2 separate regions of the Homo sapiens genome follow, and region 2 is linked to region 1. A link is a loop called in an ENCODE intact Hi-C map of the cell type or tissue named here. Cell type or tissue: PC-3. All regions are shown on one strand.

Region 1 (4,000 bases):
TCCCCTTCTGCTGTCCCAACCATCCCCGGTAGATGAGCTACCATATTTCTTCCATTTATAATCAATCAGATTTTAAAAAACTGTGAAGCACTGGGATCTTGTGGGAGTTTTTGCTGAGCATATAAATAGCATTAACAAGAGTAAACAATGGCATCAATGAAACATAATCCTTGCATTGATCATCCTGTTTACTGAGTGGCTTGGGTCAGTGTCTGTAGATAAATTAATAATGGTTTTCTCTGTCTCTGGCAGCTAACACAATGTCAACTCTTCAGAGTAGGGAGAGGCAATATTCCCCTATTACATGTATCTTGGCAAAAATGGCTGCAAATGCATAGGAATGCAGTTCACAGCCTTCTTTGGAGGTTTCTATGAATCACAGTTTTACATTCCCACAGCTGGAGTGAATCACGAGTCTGCGACTTATACAAAAGAGTTATTATCTAAGGCAAATGCTCTTTCATCTCATTTGCATTTACTTCCAAATTGTTATCTGTCCCCTTGGGTGAAGGTCTAATTACAGGTATTTATTGGAATGATTGTGTGGCTCTGCTTTCCCTCCAGCTTCCATCAAAGTGTAACATTAAAATGATGGGCACATGTTCGCCTTGCTAACCGTCCTCATGCAAGGGGTGGTCACTCTCCAAAATATCCTCTTCAAATAAAAAGGGTGACAATATGGGGTACAATCAAGGTCCTAGCAGGAAACAGATGGCACACTCAAATTAGGTTAATTCATGGAGGGTTTCATGAAGAGGCTATTTACAAAGGTTTGGGCAGGGGGTAGCGAAACCACAAGTGAGAGCACGATACCCCAAGGCTGGTAAACAGCAGGCAGTGACCAGCCCTAGGCCTAACTGCTCAGAAAGGAAAGGATCCTGAGGAGATGGCTGTGTTGACTTGCCTTTGATAGAGGGATGCAGTCAGCCCTGGACTACGCTGAGGAATCAAACACTCTGACCTTGCTCTCCTCTCTCTTCAGATCTGACAACCAGAAGCCAGAGAGTAGAAGGGCACATACAAGTCATTCTCCCAGGGCCGAAAGTGAGGGAGGTTGGGGAAGGTGGAGAGTGGATACTGAGAGGTACATGGAAGCTGGCTGGTAAAAGTGGGAGGGCCAAGAGTTCAGTCTGGATGTGCCAGATATATGAGTTCAATTAGTCACCAAGAAGAGGCATCAGGTAGGCAGCTGGATCTATGACTGCAGTTCCAGAGGAAGGCCTGAGCTGGAGATGCATTTGGGACTCACAGGCTTTTTAAAGCCACAAGGCTGATCACAAAGATTATCACACTGTGACATACATCACACGGCACTGGGTGGAGCCATGGGCGTCAAAGCTTGACTGCAAAGAGAATGGGAGAGAGAAACAGACACTGAGTGTGAACAACTCTTTTAAATAGTTTTTGCTGCAAAGAAGAGAAAGAAAGTGGGGAGCAGCTGTTAGGGGAAGTAAAGTCAAGGAAAGGTCGACTTTTTTAAGAAAGGAGAACTAACAGTAGGTTTGTATGCTGATGGGAATAATCCAGGAAAAAGAGTAAAACTAATGGTAGAGGAGAGGGAGGACTATGGCAAGGAGAAGAACAGAGTTCCCTGAATTAGGGGGCAGCTGCCACTCAGCTCCAGCCAATGGTTTACAGTCCTCTCGTTTCTCAAGAGAAGTCAGAAATTGGTGTTTTTTTGTTTTGTTTGTTTGTTTTTAAGCACGAAGTCTCCTGATATTTAGCAGGAGATATGTTGACAACTAATTACATTTTTTTTCAAACTTTCTGAAGTTGAATGAAACTCGTCTGCAGGCCACCGGTTGGCAACCTCTCCTAGATTGCTGACTTTGGTTCCTTCCATAGTTATCAGGTGTGGCCTCCTGGTTTAGGGACCTCTGAAGGTCACTGGCTATTTACTGTCTAAAATCTTTGAACCTGTAAGTGCCCCTGCAGTGGTGCTTGGCCAGGGTGGCTAATGATATAGTCCCTGTCCCCTTCACAAAGGGCAGCGGAACTGAGGTTGCCAGACCTAGCCGCACATCCTATACTTAAGTCCTCACAGTTAATACTTAGGCTTCATGTATGCTGTTTACCTCCTCCCGCCTCCTCCTCACTGAGGAAACTATTATCTGCAGGCCAATGCAAATAAAGGTCACCAAGACACACTCACGGGCCAAACACTGAATGCTGGCATGCTGGAAGGGTTGATTGTTTGTAGGCTCCCAGCTAATAAAGGAAATGCCAATCAAAGGGGGCCTTCTCGCCTGCTCCCAACTCAAATGCAGCCCTGGCTGCCAGTGAGAGCTGCAAGCAGGACAGCACTCAGATTTCTGAGGATGCCTGGCACCTGCACAGAAAAATCGCAGAGTCTGGTGATTTGACAGTCTGTCCCTGACCTGGGGAGGACACAGGGCCTGCTAGCCAGGAAGGAAGGAGTGCTGACTTCAGTCATATGGCAGGCTTCCTCCAGAGGCAAGAGTGAGGAGGAAACCCCACCTTGTGAGGGCTGCTGTGTTTTTATATGCACATGACTAATCTTTATGACAGGGTTAAATCCCAGACCTCTCCAATTTTCCCCATGTGAACATAGCATTAAAAATGTTTCTCAGGTCACAGTGCTGGTTTCCCCTTGTGGCACCTGCCTCCTCCTGGAAGTGTAATGTAAGCCTCAAAAAAACCTGTATCTTAAATATTTCTTCTCACTTAACAATAAGTAACTCAAGCTTTAGGTGAGGCAGAGACAGCTTTTATCTCTGAACCATTCCACTCTCACTCCTCTTTTGGTTTAGTCCTATGTAGAACAAGACAGGAAATGGACACACCATCCTGTCACACCGCTAACCCCTCCGTCCTCAAATCTACCTGGCAGAATAAAGGGAGGGAAAAAAAGGAGCAGAGAGTTCCCCATCAGAAACACTTTTCAAGGTCTCCGCCATGGAATCCAAAATAGTTCTTCCTGTTCTAAGTGAGAAGGAAACTGGTGGAGCAGGGTGGTGGGGGGCAGATTTATCAAGAGCTCCCTATGAGGGGAAGATTCTGGGAAGACAGCAGTAGTGGCAAGCATAGTCTTTCAATCTCTCCAAGTCCCCACATAAAAATAGGAAAACAAGATAGCAAAACCCAAAACCCATGGACAACACTTATAACAAAATGAGATGAAGGGGTATCCCTCTGAGCCCCCAAATATAAGTGAGTAGAAACAAACTACCAGAAATCCCTAAACCTGCATGGGGCCTATCAGTGCAGGAGGAAAAAGAGGAAAGCAATGGGGACTGTGACTTATGAACCTGAGAACAGAAAAACCACAACAGGTATTCACTGGAAAACAGAGGACCAATGTGAGAAGAGCAGTTGAAACTGGGAGGTGCTGCCCTCTCCAATAACAAGTGAATGCAAGTGGCCTGCAGTGAGAAGGGGTCTCTAGCAACTCCCCAAACCGATCAGGCCCCCTTCTAGGACAGGGGCCATGCTGCGGGGAAGCTGCTGGAGTGCAATCAAAATGGAGCAGAATAGGGACAAGAGAGACAAAGGAAATGGAGAGTTCAGACCAAACTGAGGGAGAGGAGCAGAGCCAAGAAAGCTCAGAAAGCAAGCTGCCATATTTGAATACTACACAAAAACAACAAAAGGAGCCGAGTGAAGTAAGAAAAGCTGCTCTGAACCCCTCCTCATTCTGAAGTTTAGAAAAACTACTTTTACTAAAAATGAGCCATAGAAAAGTATCACACAAGATACCACACAAAGTTATTACAAGGGGAAAGAATATGAGCTGAATAGCATTCCACAGGCAAAGAAAGCATGCTGGAAAGGCACGCCCACAGAACAACAAAATTGTCAACTCACACTTCAAAATGAGTCGGACGACATTTTAAAAATGATAGAAAACCTGAATGAAAAATCAAAACTAGAAATACACAGAAATGAGGCAACAAAACTCAAAAATTAAACATATTTCAGAAATAAAGAACTAGAAGAAACACAATAGCACAAATACACAACAGATAACGCATTAAGACAA
Region 2 (4,000 bases), 120 kb before region 1:
GGTAGGTGTGCCCTGGAATTTTAGCTGCCTTCAGCTAAAATACTCATGTAAATGCTCACTTCAAAATGTATGTGCAGGTCAGATCCTGGGACAGATGCCAAGATGCTGCTAATATTGTTTTGTTAGGCCATGATTCTGTGGTGGTTTCTTAAATGCAGTCTTATTGCCATCTTCCTTTCAACAGCACTGGGCACACAGTTGGTATTAAACATGCTTATTAAAGAACTGGATGAAAGAAGTAGTGGTAGAAATCATCTCTTAAATTAGATGCCACGATTTGGGGATCTTTTCATTTTTTTAAGGATACAGAAATTTTCATTGTAGGAAACACTGGAAAGAGAATTGATATAGAGCCCATTTGAATATTGTCTAGACATTGATAAACATGGACTAACACACAATCACAATTCCAATGTACAAAGATAGGGAAATAATATAGCTATGTCTTATTTATCATTTCATTTGGATGTACTTCTATGCTTTAATAAGTTACAATATTAGAGCTGGAGGAGATTTGCCAGATGCAAAAACTGAGGTCTAAAGAAATGAAGTGACTTGCCCAAGGTCACACATTAGTTAGTAGCAGGTTCTGGACCACAGTTCGGACGTCTCAATGCCTACTGGCATTTTCTCTTCTATTGCTTGCTCATAATGAGGCTTTCTCCTTAGCTGTATTTTTGCTACCATATCACACGAATGTCTCCCCCTTTAATTTTGAAGTCCACTGTGCCAGAGGCGAGCCAGTCTCACTCCTTGAGAAAGGCTGCTGAAAGCAGTTTTTATTTCACCTATATCACCAGATTTTAGTCATTCTCTGGCTTAATAACATCTCTGATGAATTGGTGGAAACACTGCTGTCTGAAATATTTCTGAGTCACAACACAGCTCTGCATTTCACGAACTATGCTAATTTTAAGAGGGGCAACATTATTGTGGAAACAATTTGCTTAGAAATGCCATGAGTTTCCCTTCTCTTCTTCTTATCTTCTTATTTTTTTCTCTCTCTCTCTCATCACACACATACAAACACACAAACCCCAATTATTTCCTGCCTTCAAAGGTCTAAAAAGGAGCTGGAAAATTATCCATGTTCTTCCCCTTAGACCTGACCACACCTGTATATCTCAGATACGAGCAAATGTGGCTGTTTGTACAGAGAAATCCTCCCTCAGAAGCGCCTTCGGCTTCCAATAACTCTCATTAGGACTGAGGCCCGTGTGAGTGCATAGCACACATAGGCACAGTGTGGGCAGCCAAGCTAACCAGAGAACGCCCCCAACCCCCACCACTGGAAGCCCACTAAAGGCAGTGCAGATGGAGAGGGGTAAAAAGTTAACCCACAGCTACGTTTTCTACACACATAATGCCGGGCTCTATCAGGAAGCTTTTCCTGGGAGACAGGCCTGAATAGTCACACTGGCTCAGAGCTTGTTTCTGGTGAAAGATTCTTTGAATTTGTCATACCATCTTCTTATCAAGAAATCTTTCCTATTCTAACCTCTCACAGGAAAGGTCATTGCTATCACTTCTCACTGACCACTGTGAACACACAGGGGAGGAGGTGACTATCTCTGAGTCACTGTTGACTGTTAGCTTCCTCCAGGGCAATCATCTTCCCAAGAAAGGCACATCTGTCCTCTTACTATGATCTAGCAGCTGCTGATGTGAAATCTGTTGAATAGACCTTTATTGAGAGCATCTGTGTGCTGAACTCTTAGTAGATGAAGATAAATAATGTGAACCCTGCATTTGAGAAACTTATGATGGAGTAGAAAAGATGATATCACTAATGATGATGGTAATAACGATTAGTATATGCCAGGCCTTTTACTAACTCATTTTAATTCCCACATCTACCCTATTAAATATTATTTGTAAGGAAGCTGAGGCTCAGAGAGGTTATGTGACTTGCCTAAGGTCACACAGCTAATTAGTGACAAAGCCATACTGCCTTTCTCCAAAGACCATGGTGCCAACCACTGTGAAAAAGCAGACAATTTCAGCAGGTGGTAAGAACTGTAGAGGAGTGTGTTCAAGGCACCTTGGGAGCACAGAGAGGCCATCTCACAGTCCGGGGAGTTAGAAAAGGCTTCCTGGAGATGTTCTCTGAGTGGCCTCGGGCCCCAAATCCCTCATCCAAAGGCAGAGTGACTCATGCAGTCACAAAGGGTGGTCATCACCTCTACCTCCACGAAGCCCATTGAGTCTCCACCCACATTTTCCTCCTCCACATCTTGGCTGGACGTGACCTGCCCAAATTGCTGTTGGTCCTCGTACCAGACTCTTCTTCAGTGGGATTTACCCTTCTTATCCTTCTGCACCCTGGCACCCCCAACTCGGGTGGCTCAGTTTCTGTACAGTCTAAAGCAAGTAAGAGAATTGGCTGCTTTGGCTGCTGCCTCCCTTTCACCATTAAGTGAACCCGAGTGGCAGGGGAGGAGAATCAGTGCATTGAATCCGAATATATCTGGGATGGAGTGACTCCATTACAAACGCATTGTGTCATATTTGAACAATATAAGGATTCTTTCCTTCTCTCTGAGAGCCCACAGCTGCAATATTTCTATGCTGCTTTGCAGACTGTTATCACAGTTTTAATGAAGTGTAGTTGGTTTGAAGTAAAGTCTGTCAGTTCTCATGAAAAGAATTAAATTTTGGTCTTGCACTGCATATTCAGCTCTAAAACAGGACTCAGGGCTCATTATTCAGCAAACAGTAATTTGTTTTCATCCCCAAAATATTAATTGTGCTGCTGCATTTTCACCTGATGGGATGATGAGCTCATTATTGAGAAGGGTTTGCCCATAGGAAACGACTGATTACAATTATCTAGAAACCAATTGCTCAGAAAGAATTTGAAAGGGCCAGACATGGCAATGCCTAAGGGGCCCTCAGCTGGAAAAAGAAAACTAATTACCATTCACAATCTAGTGACATCCAAGGCAAACCAGTATGACCATTAGGATGTTTAAAATATTTGTAAAAGTTCTCTGGGGGCACTTTGTTTTGTAGCAATAATTAGTGATTATGAACATAGGGCCAGGGAATAAAACAAGGTTGTTTAGGACAACCCTTAATCTTCAATTAAGCCTATATGTCAAATGGGTAAAACTATCTCTCTTCTGGCTTATAGGTTGCCAATAACTTTAATCTCAGAGGTCTGCACATAAATAGCTGCTCAATAAATATTTGTTGAATGAATAAACAAATCTGAAGGCCTGTTCTGGCTATCCTGGCTTTTCCAGAAGTGATTTTCAACCAGACATTCTACTGTAGATTCCAAGAAGCAATCTAATTTTTCCAACCACGGCTCTGGAAGGTGCAGAGAACATGATTCATAAGGGAAAAAGAAAGAAAGAAAGGGAGAGAGAAAGAGACAGAGAGAAAGAGACAGAGAGAAAGAAAGGAAAAAAGGAATGGAGGGAGAAAGGGATGGAGGGAGAGAGGGAAGGAGGTAGGGAGGAAGGGAAGGGAATGGAATGGAAGGGAAGGAAAGAGAAGAAGTAAGGAAGGGGAAGGGAGGGAGGAAGGAAGAGAGAAAGAGAGAAAGGAAGGAAGAGAGAAAGAAAGAGAGAGAGGGAGGAAAGGAGGGAGGGAGGGAGGAAGGAAGGAAAGAAAAGAAAAGAAAGAAAGAGAGAGAGACTGGGCATATTGGCTTATGCTTGTAATACCAGCACTTTGGGAGGCTGAGGCAGGAGGACTGCTTGAGGCCACGAGTTCGAGGCCAGCCTGGGCAACATAGTGAAACCCTGTCTCTATAAAAATAAAAATAAATTTAAAAATTAGCTGGTGTGGTGGTGTGTGCTTATAGTCCTAGCTACTCAGGAGACTGAGGTAGGAGGATCACTTGAGCCCAGGAGTTGGAGGCTGCAGTGAGCCATGATCATGCCACTGTATTCCGGCCTGGATGACAAAGCGAGATCCTGTCTCAAAAAAAAGAGAGAGAGAGAGAGAGAGAGAAAGAAAGAAAAGAGAGCTATTAGGAGAAGATAAGGGACAG

Evidence for each region. A loop is a pair of places that touch in the nucleus more often than their neighbours do. Peaks named below come from ENCODE experiments on the same cell type or tissue, not always from the same donor. Only the 100,000 strongest peaks of a DNase experiment are listed, where the experiment ranks them.
Region 2: a loop joins it to region 1, with 6 times the contacts of the local background. A loop is called at or near these places in 1 of 110 quality-filtered maps.

Annotation. Positions count from the first base shown.
Region 1 is chr14:31,891,767-31,895,766 of GRCh38, reverse strand. No RefSeq gene overlaps it. Among named protein-coding and RNA genes, the nearest start is that of LINC02313, 51 kb to the left of the region's middle. In PC-3, no CTCF peak of the experiment used is centred here; DNase peaks (open chromatin) are centred at 366 and 2,486; H3K27ac peaks cover 2,166 bases.
Region 2 is chr14:32,008,310-32,012,309 of GRCh38, reverse strand. No RefSeq gene overlaps it. Among named protein-coding and RNA genes, the nearest start is that of LINC02313, 65 kb to the right of the region's middle. In PC-3, no CTCF peak of the experiment used is centred here; DNase peaks (open chromatin) are centred at 29 and 1,549; H3K4me3 peaks cover 444 bases; H3K27ac peaks cover 2,247 bases.